2 separate regions of the Homo sapiens genome follow, and region 2 is linked to region 1. A link is a loop called in an ENCODE intact Hi-C map of the cell type or tissue named here. Cell type or tissue: heart right ventricle. All regions are shown on one strand.

Region 1 (8,000 bases):
ATGAGGCAGAAGAATCACTTGAACTTGGGAGGCGGAGGTTGCAGTGAACCAAGATTATGCCACTGCACCACTCCAGCCTGGGCAACAGAGCGAGATTCTGTCTCAAAAAAAAAAAAAAATTAGCTGGGCATACTGGCCTGCACCTGTAGTCCCTTGCTACTTGCTTGGCTGAGGGGAGAGGACTGCTTGAGCCCAGGAGGCGGAGGTTGCAGTGAGCTATGATCATGCCACTGCACTCCAGCCTGGGCGACACAGTGAAACCCTGTCTCAAAGACAAAATAAAGATAATCTAGTGATAGAAAATGTGGAGAATAAAATGACTGAAGAGGCTGGCGGAGTGGTGGAGGGAGCAGCAGCTGCAGCAGCTGCAGCAGCAGCAGCAGTGTGCTCATTAACAAGAGCCACAGAAAGACCTGGGAGTCCCTTCTGGGAAAGGGGTACACATTTAGAAAGGAGGCCAGAGCCAAAAAAAAGAAGCGAAAGAGTGTAGGACCCAGAAGCATTAAATAGAGTCCAGACAGAAATGAGCATTCAGCAAGGAGGAGGCGGGTCCCCAAACATCATTAGGCCTGGCACTTGCAGAAGGGCCATGTTTGGGAAACTCACAGAAGCACAGGCTCATCAGGGACTGAACTTAAGACAACTTCTCTCCAGACCCAGACACACAGCCTGGTAAGATGGCAAAGGGCTGGACAGAGCAATGCGTGAAAGGAGGGGCCCATTTGTTCTGCTGCTTCCAGATGGTACCTGCTTGCACGTCTTGGTCCCCAGAAGCCTGGCTATTGAACAGAAGTTGTTGAAGTAGGTGCCATGGAAGACTCGAAAAAGAGATTCTTCAGCCCCAGTCCATTCCACAGGCTCCGAGGGTGCTTCCACTACGCAGAGTTGAGGTGGGGCTGGACTAGCCTTCTGTTTTGTGGGAGTCTGACAGCGAGAGTTAGCCTCTGAGAAGGGAAGAAATAACAGAATCAGAAGAAGGTAGAATGCAGTTGTCATCAGTAGTTTGTCACAAACTCAGAAGTACTTCATTCTACTTTAAAAGGTAGAACAGTTAGGAATGAAAATATTCCCTATCTTTAGGCCAGGCATGGTGGCTCACGCCTGTAATCCCTGCATTTTGGGAGGCCGAGGTGGGTGGATTGCTTGAGCTCAGGAGTTCAAGACCAGCCTGGGCAACATGGCGAAACCCTGTCTCTACTAAAAATACAAAAATTAGCCAGGCAGGGTGGCTCACGCCTGTAATCCCAGCACTTTAGGACGCCGAGGCAGGCGGATCACCTGAGGTCAGAAGTTCAAGACCAGCCTGGCCAACATGGCGAAACCCCGTCTCTACTAAAAATATAAAAATTAGCCGGGCGTGGTGGCAGGCACCTGTAATCCCAGCTACTTGGGAGGCTGAGGCAGGAGAATCGCTTGAACCTGGGAGGTGGAGGTTGCAGTGAGCCAAGATAGCACCACTGCACTCCAGCCTGGGCAAAAAAGCGAGAGACTGTTTCAAAAAAAAAAAAAAAAAAAAAGAAAATATTCCCCATCTTTACTGTTTACAAAACTTGTAGAAAGAATTTATAATTTTTAAGAGGTAGTAAAGTTAAGTGTCAGGCAGTGATCCTGGGTTTACCAGAGTCCTTGCATGGAAAGAAAAAGTCTTCATTTTCTGTTCATCGTACCTGAAGAACTGGAGGCCCAGTCATTGCCTGTGTCCCTGTCACTGTCTCCTTCTTTAGTCTCAGCCACAGCAGAGGCTGAGGCATTGGAGCAGGAAGCACTGACTATGTGGTGCCTTCTCCGGCGACGACCAGAGCACTTGGAGCGGGGGTTGTGGAGCATGGCATACTCCTTTGCTCCTTCCTGCAGTGGACACATTACAGACAGGAAATAGGAACAGGCCCATCACCATATTGATCTCATCATCACAAACTTTCATCTTTACAACATCTGTCTACAATAATAGTGTCTTTTCTTTTTCTCTGTACCATATAATAAGTATGATCATATAACAATGAGAGCTGCTTAACAAAACTTACGTACTTTTTCACAAAAGAGTTGTCCTATAATGTTTTTTTGTTTGTTTGTTTTTTTGAGACAGGGTCTCTCTCTCTTGCCCAGGATGGAGTGCAGAGGCCTGCTCACTGCAGCCTCGAATTCCTGGGCTCAAGTGATTCCCTTGCCTCAGCCTCCCAAGTAGCTAGGACCACACGCACATGTCACCATGCCCAGCTAATGTCCTATAATCTTAAAAAAGATATAATCTATGCATCTGTGTCTTCAATTTTCCAGTGAGTTGTATCTAAAATTAACTTGCGTGTTACTTGTTTGGAATTTGAGAACACATTCTCCTATGGATGAAGAAATGAGATTCAGAGAGGGGAAGAAACTAGCTTGAGAGTATGCAGCTAATAGTTCCAGAGGGGTATAGGAATCAGGGCTCCTTGTCTCCCTAGGCCACTATTCTTTCCAGTCTACCACACTTTCTCTGTTTCCTTAATAAAATGTGTAATGCTTAATCTGTACAATCTTACTACTTAATTTTGAAACTTCCTCCCAAATCTGTGTATGAAACTCAGAAGAATATTGTTTCATTATTTTACAGCTATCACCCCCTTTTTTAAAAAATGAAATAATTATCACTCACCTAGATCATCAATATTTTCTCATCAGACTTGGTTTTCAAAGACTTCCTAGCTGTTTCTGAAAACTAAATCTATTTCTACAAAATAAAGGTTTATCTTCCAGTGACATTGTCTAGAGGCACTCAGAATGGTCCAGCATTTGACATACATGTAGGCTTTCCTACAATATAGCTTTTAACAAAACTAGGCTGTCCTGAGCCCCTGGTAATAGAATTGATTACCTTTATACCAAGAGGGTTGGGAAAGCACTGAAATCTGCATGTGGCGTGTGCCCAGCAGACTTCGGGGGGTTTGTGCTATGAGACCTAAAGTTCCTATGAGATTGTCCAAAACAAAAAAGCATGTCAGCAGGGCCTATGGTGGATCCGTGTGTGCTGAATGTATTGGTGCAGGAGCAAGTGTGCTTTCCTTAGCAAGCAGCAGAAAATTGTTGTGAAAGTGTTGAAGGCACAAGCAGAGTCAGAAAGCTCAATTTAAAAATGAAGTTTTTTTGAGTAATAAAAATGAAAAAAAAATAAAGGTTAACTATCATTAAGGGTATCTGGAATTTGGAATAATATACAGTAAGGCCTAAAGGAAATTCCAAAAGAGAAGTTTCAAAATTAACTGAACCTGATATTATGTGCCTATGCTGTGTATGAAGTATACAGTATCAATTATACTATTTTAAACATTTATATATATTTACATATAATTTTTATATATTATATATATAATATATAATATGGAAATATATTATATAATTATATAATTTATATAAATATAAAATATATATTTATATAATATATAAATATATGAAATTTATATAAATATATTTATATATAATTTATATAAATATAAAATATATATAATTTATGTAAATATAATTTATATATTATATATGTATTTATATACTATATATTACATGTATTTATATATTATAGATTATATGTATTTATATATTATATATAATAGATTATATGTATTTATATATTATATATTATAGATTATATGTATTTATATATAATATATATCATAGATTATATGTATTTATATATAATATATATTATAGATTATATGTATTTATATATAATATAATATATAATAGATTATATGTATTTATATATATATATATTTTTTTGAGACGAGGTCTTGCCCTGTCACCCAGGTGAGTACAGTAGCATGATCTCAGCTCACTGCAGCCTTGACCTTCTAGGCTCAACTGATCCTCCCACCTCAGCCTCCCAAGTCCAGTCCAGCTAATTTTTGTATTTTTTATAGACATGGGGTTTTGCCATGTTGCCCAGGCTGGTCTCGAACTCCTAGGCTCAAGCTATCCACATGCTTCAGCCCCCCAAATTGCTGGGATTACAGGCGTGAGCCACCATTTTAATATAATGGCCAAACATTTTAACATAAATAAAATCAAGTTTCCAGACCTAATTTCTAGGTTATAAGAAAGAGGAGACAGAAGAACACAGAAATGACACTGTGAAAAAACAACAGATGAATCCAGGATGTGGGTCATCCTACAAGACAACCAGCCTGGAACTTTTAAAAAGATTTTAAAAGTGATAGAATTATTTGAGATTAAAAACGAGTAAAAAGACATAACAAGGCCGGGCGCCTTATTACACCTGTAATCCCAGTACTTTGGGAGGCCAGGCAGTCTGATCACCTGAGGTTGGGAGTTCAAGACCAGCCTGACCAACACAGAGAAACCCTGTCTCTACTAAAAACACAAAAATTAGCTGGGCGTGGTGGCGCATGCCTGTAATCCCAGCTACTTGGGAGGCTGAGGCAGGAGAATCGTTTGAACCCGGGAGGTGGAGATTGTGGTGAGCTGAGATTGCACCATTGCACTCCAGCCTGGGCAACAAGAGTGAAACTCTGTCTCAAAAAAAAAAAAAAAAAGACATAATAACCAAATATGATGTCTGACTGGATGATCCTGGTTTGGAAACAAAACAAAACAAAACACAACACAAAAATACCTATTCTTGGTACAGCTGAAAAAAAAATTGAATATATTAATAGAATGGGTAATAGAGGATACTATACAATTTTTATTAATTGTCCTAGGTGTAATAATGTGGTTATGTAAGAGAATGTCTTTATGCTGAAACATTTACCAAATGAGCATCACAATGTCTGCAACTTATTGTCAAATGGTTCAGCAAAAGATATACATACGCAAATTTATGGAGAAAGGAGATACAGAAAAAAATGTTATCAAATCCAGGAAGAAGGTATCTTTCAACTCTGCATGATTGAAAATGTTCTTAGTAAACAGTTGGGGGAAAATAGTCCAGCATTATATTTAATATGCACTCAAACCTAAAACGCAATAAAAGAAAAATTGTGCATACATTATCTCTGTAAGTTAAACATGCATACATTTCAGGCATTGGCAGCATCTTCGTAATACATGTACAGGGTATCAAGGTGACTCCTGTGAGAAGGGCAATGACCTTTTGACTTATATAAATGCTGGTATGTTGACATAACATGGCATATATATTTTTTTAAGGATGAAGTAATTTCATTTTATTATTATTTTTTTTTTGAGATGGAGTCTCACTATCTCACCCAGGCTGGAGTACAGTGGCGTGATCTCGGCTCACTGCAGCCTCCACCTCCTGGGTTCAAGCAATTCTCCTGTCTCAGCCTCCTGAGTAGCTGGGATTACAGGCGTGCGCCACCACACCTGGTTAATTTTGTATTTTCAGTAGAGACAGGGTTTTTCCATGTTGACCAGGCTGGTCTCAAACTCCTGACCTCAGGTGATCCACCTCCCTCAGCCTCCCAAAGTGCTGGGATTATAGGTGTGCACTACGACGCCTGGCTGAAAAACATGGAGTAATTTTAAAAGCATGATCTGTGGAGTTAGACCCTGACTTGAATTTCATCGCTGCCATACCGCTGACTTATCAACAAACTTTAGGCAAAATATATAACTTTTGTAATCCAGTTTCCTCTACCTCATGACACTGTTATAGGATGAAAATAAGACAAGGTATGTTAAGGGTCTACTATGATACTTGGCACATAGGAAGGAGTCAATACACATTAGGAAAAAATAAACCCAATAACGTCTATTCTTTTGCTTTTACAGTACGGCCCATTTTCCACATGTGTGCCCAACAGCATTCTCTACCATCTTTCCATCTATTATCCCACTAAAGATGGTTCCAAAAGCACTTGGCTGGTTGTATAATATAATTTTAATAGGTGGCAGAAATTTTATCAAGGTATTTTATTCATCGCCTAGGCTCATCCTATTGTGTAAAAAGCCCAACTGTGTCTTTGGCAAGTCCAGTTGATCTATTTCCTTCTAGCTCTCAATATATGGCTTCCCCACAGGTATGCCAGACCATTTATGCTGCTTCTTAAGGTCTGTCCATCAGGGAACGGTCCATCTGGTTGATCACAACAAGACATCAGCATCATCACGTGCTATTCGTCTCATAGTTATATGCATTTATAACAAGATAGCAAAGAAACTAGAGTGTGTACCCACCCCCCCAGCATACACTTTGCTCCAATTCTAACAATACAGTTTTAGGCTCTGAAATCTAAGCAGATGATATTTAGAGCAGGCAAGCCTTTAATGATCTTCGAATCTGCACTCCATCAGACTAACTTTATAGTGCTACCATGTCTGGGGAGTTCCTTAAGAGCGGTCCCACAGTAACTGGGGAGCTCCTTAAGAGCAAAAGCCATGTTTTATTTGTGCTATATGACCCCCAGAGTGCTGTGTACTGGCTCACGTGGCTTGTGTTCCCAGAATGAAGTTAATAATGCCAGAACAGCTTAAGAACATACCAGCAAAAGGAAGCAGTCTGTGCCACATGGTTCTGGTTCAATCTTGATTTCTTTATTCTTGCGTTTATATACATTAGGGGTGGCATGAAAAGCTGGAAAACAAAAACTGTCTTGTTGCCAGTGGTCTATCCACTTGACAAGATGGGGAGAAACAAAAGTGAATTAGAGAGCTATTGTAGGAGTTAGAATTCGATATAAACGGCTACCATCAGGGTGCACAAAATTCAGTCATTTCTGACATCAACACAATGCTTTCAAAGCTAAGAGGTACTGAGGGACAGATAAGTTGCTAGTTAGTCTGTCCCTATCATGCAAAGCATGTTGCACTATAATTGAGCAAGGGAAAATAGAACTGGCCCTTTGTAAAACGTTAGAACAGAAGCCAGGAACTCTATACGAGAAACCAGAACAAAGAGAAGGAAATGGTGGCTGGGGATGGAAGAGAGGAGAGCATTTCAAACAGAGTAGCCCCACTCACGGTGAAGGAAGCAGTCGTATTTAAAGCAGCGCCGGCAAAAAAGTGTGTGGAAGGAGTGCAGAGATTGCTCCCGCTGCACAGACTTGGCATTGGGGCCATCGATGTTGGGTGTGCACTGAGGGGGAAGTGCATTGGGGTCTGACATCTCTGTTAGTTCTCGATACCTATTTAAGAAAAGAGAGATAAGAGTTCCTCCGAGGAACTGCCTCCACTGAGGAAATACAGATTGGGTACTGACAGTAGCTCACCTACGGTCTGCCAAGGGAGGATGGGTGTTTTTTATAGGTCTGGTTGATAAGAGAATGGTAGATAACTAGAGTGGGTCCACCATTGTAATTATGCTGGGTTGGGCAAATGTTGGAAAGTAAGGGGAGGGAAGGATTTGTTAAGATGGTGCTGGAGTTAACTCTCCAGAAAAATGGCAGAGTAAATGTTCTCTGCCCAGACTCACTCAAAAGCCAGTATACGATGACCCTTAATATAGTAAGGGGGGCATTTAGAGGTAATTGAGTAAGCAAGAAATAATCAAATTGCGGGCAAATCATAATGCCCTTACCATAAACAAAGCTTTTTACTAACCAAAAATTAGGAGGGAATAAAGGTTTTGTCCGAGCACTCTGTATATGGCCTAAGTGGGACAGCTTTCCCTACCTCTCCTTCATGTCATCTGGGACACCATTCTCAGGGAACATTGAGGCAATTGCACTGAAGATCATGTCATTTGGGAACTGTTTCTTGGAACTCTTTTTGTTGCCTGAATTGGAAATGATAAAAAGCTCCTGAGTGCGATTATCAGAACACGTAAACAAATCTGTGTGATCTTTTTTCCTTTTGTCATAGCATTTTGATTACAGCTGCTTTGTTAACCTAACCACTGATTGTTTGGAGATATATAAACATCAGTGCTATCTGGACTTATCTGATATATGCTACCAGTAAATAAGGAAGTTAGAGTAGTCTACATATTAACAACAAAATCCACAGTCCCAATTAGAATCTGGATGTGAGGTGGCTCACGCCTGTAATCCCAGTCAGTACTTTGAGAGGCCGAGGGGAGCGGATCACTTGAGGCCAGGAGTTTGAGACCA
Region 2 (8,000 bases), 230 kb after region 1:
TGACTCCTGGGCTCAATCCTCTTTCCTTAGCCTCCCCTTCCTGAGTAGCTGCAACTACAGACACATGCCCTGATATCCAGCTAATTTTTAAATTTTTGTGGAGATGAGGTGTTACTTTCTTGCCCAGGCTGATCTTGAACTCCTGGCTTAAAGCAATACTCCCACCTCAGTGTGGGCATTGCAGGCATGAGCCACTGTGCCTGGCCTGGAACCAACCTTTATGGCTATCAATACTCCCATCAGTTAACTGTCTCAGGTATCAAAATATCCCTTCCTGTATGTATCAAAACTCATGCTGAACAATGAGTTCTGGGTTGCAAAAGAGGATTTATTTGTTGCACCTATCCATAAGTCTTTGTCCACAAGTTAAACAAAAACATACATAAGTGCAGCGTGTGCTCTTTTTAAGTACATTAGTAGACATACTACTGAGAGGCCACACTGCACGGGGTTAGGTAAGTGGACTCTGGAGCCAGATTGCTAGTTCAAAGATGTGCCCTTCCATTTACTAAGTGACTTTAGGCAAACTCCTTCTCTTGGTGTCTCAGTATCCTCAGCTGTGAAATGGGGATGACATTAAGACCGATTTCGGCCGGGCATGGTGGCTCAAGCCTGTAATCCCAGCACTTTGGGAGGCCGAGGCGGGTGGATCACGAGGTCGGGAGATTGAGACCATCCTGTCGAACACGGTGAAACCCTGTCTCTACTAAAAAACAAGAACTTAGCCGGGCGTGGTGGCGGGCACCTGTAGTCCCAACTACTTGGGAGGCTGAGGCAGGAGAATGACGTGAACCCGGGAGGCGGAGCTTGCAGTGAGCCGAGATCACGCCACTGCACTCCAGCCTGGGTGACAGAGTGAGACTCCATATCAAAAAAAAAAAAAAAAAAAAAGACCTATTTCATGGGGGTTGTTATGACGATTAAATGAGTTAATTTTTATAATGTGCTCAGAACAACGCCTGGGAGAACTATATAAGTGTTGATTTAATGCCAACCAATAATTAAATGATGCCAAACAATAATACAATAAAAATTACACGATGGTTTGAAGTCGGCTTTTCACTATTTAGACTTGCAACTGACAGACGTTTTTTGTTTTGTTTTGTTTTGTTTTGTTTCGTTTCCAGATGGAGCTTCGCTTTTGTTGCCCAAGAATAGGAGTGCAGTGGTGTGATCTTGGCTCGCTGCAACCTCCGCCTCCTGGGTTCAAGCGATTCTTCAGCCTCAGCCTCCCAAGTAGCTGAAATTACAGACGCCCGCCACCACACCGGCTAAATTTTGTATTTTTAGTAGAGACGGGGTTTCGCCATGTTGGCCAGGCTAGTCTTGAACTCCTGACCTCAGGTGATCTGTCCACCTCAGCCTCCCAAAGTGCTGGGATTACAGGTGTGAGCCACTGCGCCTGGCCTTGACAGAGGTTTTTATTAATCATAACTTCTTGTTTGTCTTCATGAGGTCTCTTTCAGGCTGTTATGCCTTGGTCACCCTCTTCTGCTGAGGTCTAACAAAGGGCTTACTTTCTGCTAAGGGGAAGAAAAGTTGGCCTCATGGGGTCAGAAGAAATGGTTTAACAGTGGTGGAAGAGGCTCTTAGAGTGTAAAGTGACGCAAGCAAGTTTCATGTCAGTCTTATTCTTTGCTTCTTTGTAGCTGCCACATAAAAGGTGCCCAACATATGTATGGTTCATTGATGAATCCAGTAACCCCAAGACAATGGTCATCTTCTGTGGCTGGCAGACAATTCACAGCTCTGGAATTTCTATAAAGAAAAGGCTAGGATGGGCATGGTGACTCACGCCTGTAATCCCAGCACTTTGGGAGGCCAAGGCAGGTGGATCACGAGGTCAGGAGTTCGAGTCCAGCCTGGCCAACATAGTGAAACCCCATCTCTACTAAAAATACAAAAATTAGCCGGGCGTGGTAGTACACACCTGTAGTCCCAGCTACTTGGGAGGCTGAGGCAGGAGAATTGCTTGAACCCAGGAGGCGGAGGTTGTGGTGAGCTGAGATTGCACCACTGTACTCCAGCCTGGGCAACAGAGCAAGATTCCATCTCAAAAAAAAAGGAGAGAAAAGGCTGAAGTCCGGGTGCAGTGGCTCATGCCTGTAATCTCAGCACTTTGGGTATGTTTGCTTGTTTGTTTGTTTGACATGGAGTCTCACTCTGTGACCCAGGCTGGAGTGCAGTGACATGATCTTGGCTCACTGCAACCTCCACCTCCCGGGTTCAAACGATTCTCCTGCCTCATCCTCCTGAGTAGCTGGGACTACAGGTGCGCACCACAATGCCCGGCTACTTTTTGTATTTTTAGTAGAAATGGGGTTTCACTATGTTGGCCAGGCTGGTCTTGAACTCCTGACCTCAAGCGATCCTGCTGCCTCGGCCTCCCAAAGTGCTGGGATTACAGGCATGAACCACTACACCCGGCCATAATCTCAGCACTTTGGGAGACTGAAGCAGGAGGATTACTTGAACACAGTTCTAGACCAGCTTGGGCAACATAGTGAGACCCCTGTCTCTACAAAAATTTTAAAAATTAGGCGAATGCGGTGGCATATGCTTGTAGTCCCAACTACTCAGGCAGCTGAGGCGGAAGAATTGCTTGAGTCCAGGAGATCAAGGCTGCAGTGAGACACGATCACATCACTGTACCCTGTACTCCAGCCTGGGTGACACAGCGAGACCCTGTCTCAAAAAAAAAAAAAGAGGGGGGCTTATGCATGGCCATGTGGTTGGAAGGGAAACCAGCAGACTTCCATCAAGTAAAGAAAAATATCAAGCTTTTAAAGAATTAAAGTTAACTTTATTCAGAAGTCTTGCTGAAGACTATAGATTGAGGCCTCTAGCCTAGGAGCAGGCTCTGGCCCAGTGTTTCAGATCCCTGCTTATATATAGGGGTGGAGGTTCTGTATGTGCAAAATCCCATCAGACTTGCTCAGAATTACATGAAAGCAGAATCACAGCAAGATTTGTGTGTCAGAGTACATCTGGTCCTAGATCACAGAGGCATCATCACTAACCCCGTCAGATGTCATCTTATGTATAGGAAAAGCCAGGGATTAAGGCCATTCTTTTTTTTTTTTTTTTTTTTTTTTTTTTTGAGACAGGGTCTCACTCCATCACCCAGGCTGGCATGCAGTAGCACAATCATGGCTCACTGCAGTCTCAACCTCCCCAGGTTCAGGTAATCCTCCCACCTCAGCCTTCCAAATAGCTGAGACTACAGGTGCACACCACCACGCCCAGCCAATTGTTGTATTTTTTTGTAGAGATGAGGTTTTGCCATGTTGCCCAGGCTGGAGGTCATTCATCTTTTAAGGAATGCAGTGACTCCGGCAAGAGGACAAGAGACATGGGGGCTGTGTATTCTGTTTTGTTGTCTTCAAAGCATCTTTCTGGAGAGCTGCAGGTCTTCACAGAGTCAGAAGCTTTGGAAAATTATGCTGGCAAGCAGAAATGGGCAAACATAGCTTATGTTTGCTACTTGGTCTCACACTTGTCTAAAAACTTGTGTTGCTGGCTGGGTGCAGTGGCTCATGCCTGTAAACCCAGCACTTTGGGAGGCCAAGGCAGGTGGATCATGAGGTCAGGAGACTGAGACCATCCTGGCTAACACAGTGAAACCCCGTCTCTACTAAAAATACAAAAAATTAGCTGGGTGTGGTGGCGCACACCTGTAGTCCCAGATACTTGGGAGGCTGAGCCAGGAGAATCTCTTGTACCCGAGAGGCAGAGGTTGCAGTGAGCCAAGATTGTGCCGCTTCTCTCCAGCCTGGGTGAAAGAATGAGACTCCATCTCAAAAAAAAAAAAAAAAATTGTGTTGTCTATTAAACTATGTTTGCTTTATTTCAGATGGCCTGGATGCTGGAAATTATGAGAAAACTAAATCCTCCCCCAGCCTCCTTTGACAACACCACTACCCTCTCCTACCCTCTTCCTCCCATTATTCTCTATTCGTTTACCTGCTCTCTTCCTCTCAGATTCAACAGAATTTATACTTTTACATGTATTGGATTGTTTCTTTCTTATCTTCCTTCTCCACAGCTGTAAATGCCATAACAGGGACCACGGCCAGATTACTCACCAGTGTGGCCCCAGTGCTGGGTACAATGCTTGGCACACACTACACTCTCAATAAACATCTGTCGTATAAACAAATGAATTCTGTGATTATGTATCATATGCACAAGTCAACAACAACACAAGTTATGTATTATGAAAGGGAGAACTTGCATTTTCACAGAAGAAAATGTTGATTCCTCCCTTCTTTTCTGAAACACTTGGCCTCTTAAATAATTAACTAATTTTAATTGATACATATAAAATTGTAGGCCAGGCACAATGGCTCACGCCTGTAATCCCAGCACTTTGGGAGGCTGAGGCGGGTGGATCACCTGAAGTCAGGAGTTCGAGACCAGCCTGGTGAACATGGTGAAACCCTGTCTTTACTAAAAATACAAAAATTAGCTGGGCATGGTGGTGGGTGACTGTGATCCCAGCTACTCGGGAGGCTGAGGCAGGAGAATCGCTTGAACCCAGGACAAGGAGGTTGCCGTGAGCTGAGATCATACCACTGCACTCCAGCCTGGGCGACAAGAGCGAAACTCCGTCTCAAAAAAAAAAAACTACTCTCTTTGCAATTTTCAAGAATACAATACATTAGTTTTCAGTGGTTTTGTTTTTTTGAGATTGAGTCTTGCTCTTTTGCCTAGGCTAGAGGGCAGTGGCACAATCTCGGCGCAATCTCGGCTCAGCAACCTCTGACTCCGGAGTTCAAGTGATTCTCCTGCCTCAGCCTCCTGAGTAGCTGGGACTACAGGTGTGTGCCACCATGCTCAGCTAATTTTTGTATTTTTAGTAGAGATGGAGTTTCACCATGTTGGCCAGGCTGGTCGCGAACTCCTGACCTCAAGTGATCTATCTGCCTCAGCCTCCCAAAGTGCTGGGATTACAGGCATGAGCCACCACGCCTGGCCTAATACATTGTTATTAAACACCTATAGTCATTGTGTAGTACTACAGTTATCTTAAATTTATTTCTCCTATCTTGGCCAACCAAGGTGGCTCAGGCCTGTAATCCCAGAACTTCGGGAGGCCAAGGCAGGAAGATCACTTGAGCTCAAGAGTTCAAGACAAGCCTAGGCAACATGGCAAGACCCTGTCTCCACAAAAGTAGAAAAAGTAGCCAGGTGCGGTGGTGTGTGCTTGTAGTCCCAGCTACTCAGGAGGCTGAAGTGGGAGGATCGCTTGAGCCCAGGAAAGTCGAGGCTGCAATGAGACAAGATTTCCATTGCACTCCAGCCCAGGAAACAGAGTAAGACCTTGTCTAAAAAAAAAAAAAAAGCAAACAAGCCCACAAGCAGACAAAAAAAAAAAAAAAAAATCAAAAAACTTATTCCTCCTATCTAACTAAAAGTGTGTATCCTTTGACCAACAACTCCTCAACCCCTCTCCCTCCTCCAAACTCTTGGCTTTGAGGTTGGTGTTTTAAAATGAACAGGGATATTTACTAACAGGCCTCTGCCACAGGTCACTTCTGCAGGGAGTTTATGGCTCAGCAAAAGAGAAAGCTGTCCCTGTGAGAGCCTCTTCTGCTCCAGACACAACTCCAGGTCAGTTAACTAAGTCCTACTTATTCCTTAGTTTGAAGCCTGGCACTCTGCCTGTAGTATTTTGCACAGAAGATACAGACCTTTCTAAAGAAAGAAGGAAATTCCTCCATCACTCGTTCCCAAACATCCCTACTTGCCCTCTGTTGAGAACACTAGTCATAGTTTGGATCAAATTCAGGAAAGGAATGGGAGACAGAGACGCTTTCTGAAAAAGATTTTTTTCATTAGGGCAAACACTGTCTGTTTTCCTTTTGGTACCAGGTTTTAAATAAACCCTAGAGTTTATTTAAGTTCTCATTCAGGGACAGATCTGGCATTCTAGCACAGCTTGGCCGACTCACTGGTTTCCACTCAGGACTCCAAGGCAGGGTGGAGCACAGGACACTGGCACAATGCCTTCCTGAATTCAGTCTGTGTGTGTTTGTTGTTGTTGTTGTTGTTGTTGTTGTTTTTGAGACGGAGCTTTGCTCTTGTTGCCTAGGCTGGATGGAGTGCAACGGCGCGATCTTGGCTCACTGCAACCTCCGCCTCCCGGGTTCAAGCAATTCTCCTACCTCAGCCTCCAGAGTAGCTGGGATTGCAGGCATGCGCCACCACACTTGGCTAATTTTGTATTTTTAGTAGAGGCGGGGTTTTTCCCATGTTGGTCAGGCTGATCTCAAACTCCCGACCTCAGGTGATCCACCTGCCTCAGCCTCCCAAAGTGTTGGGATTACAGGCATGAGCCACAGCGCCGGCCCTGAATTCAGTCTGTCTACTGCTCTGGGTCTCTTCCACCTGATACCTTTCATCTTTCATACTAACATCTGTTCTAGTACCTACATGCATCACCTTAGTGGAAGCTACAGCAGCTGTCTTCAGCAATTTATGGGTACGCACATAAAAAAATTTCCTTAGAAGCCAAGGAGTCCCCCTTACTATTTCTGTGCCGTAAAGTGGGTTATAGTAACATTCCAGAATATATAACCTGTGTGTGTACCTAAAACTTGATTACTCCAATAAATGAACTCATTTTGTTTCCTGGTGAACCTCATAAAAGACAATCCACCCCTTCCCCTGAACACACTCTGTTCTTCTCCCCCTCTCCCTGGGGCATTGGATTAGGGCCTCAGTGACAGGCAAGAATGACATCACCAGTTCAAAAACTGCTGCTTTATTTTCTCTTTCTTTATACAACCAATTACCATTTTCACATAATTTGCTCAAGTGTTTATGGCTTTTCTTAATTATTTCATAAGGTTCCTTCCTTCTTAGGACACCCAGTTCATGTGTCCATTTTCAGGTCAAGAAACTGAAGCTCAGGGAGTCTCAGCAGGGGGACCAGACATCCAGGCTACCTTAACACCGTCTGGGTTTCTGACTGTTGTTCTGGCATGAGGTTTGCCTAACTCTGGATATTAAAATTACATGGTTGCTCTAGGTCTAAGTGACAAGAACCCACCTGAGTGGTAGTGAGCAAGAGTGGCCTCCCAGGTCACTGTTCTTGTTGTTGCACCTGTGTTCTGAATCTTTGTGTACCCCTAAAAATTCATATGTTGAAATCCTAACCCCCTAAGTGGTATCAGGAGGTGGGCCCTTTAGCAGGTGATTAGGTCACGGGGGCAGAGCCTTCGTGAATGAAATTAGTGCATTATAAAAGAGGCCCGAGAGGGCTGGGTGCGGAGGCTCATGCCTGTAATCCCAGCACTTTGGGAGGCTGAGGCAGGCGGATCACCTGAGGTCAGGAGTTCGAGACCAGCCTGGCCAACATGGTGAAACCCCATCTCTACTAAAAATACAAAATATTAGCTGGGTGGGATGGCAGGCGCCTGTAATCCCAGCTACTCGGGAGGCTGAGGCAGGAGAATCACTTGAACCTAGGGGGTGGAGGTTGCAGTGAGCTGAGATTGCACCATTGCACTTCAGCCTGAGCAACAAGAGTGAAACTCCATCTGTCTCAAAAAAAAAAAAAAAAAAAAAAGGCCCAAGAAAGACCCCTTACCCTTTGCACCAAGGGTGCAAAAAGATGGCTATTCCTGAACCAGTATTTGAACCTTCACACCAGACACTGAATTTGCCAGCTTCCCAGCCTCCACTGTGAGAAATACATTTTTGTTGTTTATAAGCTACCTAGTTTTTGTTATTATAGCAGTCAGATCAGACTAAGGCACACCCTAAAGAAACAAACACAGAGAGGGACAGAGATCTCACACAGAGACAAATTCACATGGGTCTCTGTTCAAGATCCTGCCTGAGTCCTTCTACAAAAGTAAGGAAGCTTCTGTGAAGCAAACATTTCCCTTTCTCCCACTAATGGACCCATTTTGTATAGCATGAGTGTTACACTATGGTTTTATCTAAAACATGGCACTCTGAGAAAAGCAAGATGCAGAAGAGTATACAATGTG

What was found. A loop is a pair of places that touch in the nucleus more often than their neighbours do. Peaks named below come from ENCODE experiments on the same cell type or tissue, not always from the same donor. Only the 100,000 strongest peaks of a DNase experiment are listed, where the experiment ranks them.
Region 2: it touches region 1 in a loop (4-fold over the local background); 42 of 110 quality-filtered maps call a loop at or near these places.

The regions. Positions count from the first base shown.
Region 1 is chr17:42,711,542-42,719,541 of GRCh38, forward strand. EZH1 (enhancer of zeste 1 polycomb repressive complex 2 subunit) reads right to left here. Exons shown (of 21, transcript NM_001991.5): 8 at 7,564-7,666; 9 at 6,913-7,076; 10 at 6,435-6,526; 11 at 1,668-1,848; 12 at 748-944. It also overlaps the pseudogene RPL34P30. Among named protein-coding and RNA genes, the nearest start is that of MIR6780A, 7.4 kb to the left of the region's middle. In heart right ventricle, no CTCF peak of the experiment used is centred here; no DNase peak of the experiment used is centred here.
Region 2 is chr17:42,940,312-42,948,311 of GRCh38, forward strand. LOC124900400 (small nucleolar RNA SNORA40) reads right to left here and starts at 391; the gene lies at 264-391. In heart right ventricle, no CTCF peak of the experiment used is centred here; no DNase peak of the experiment used is centred here; H3K27ac peaks cover 325 bases.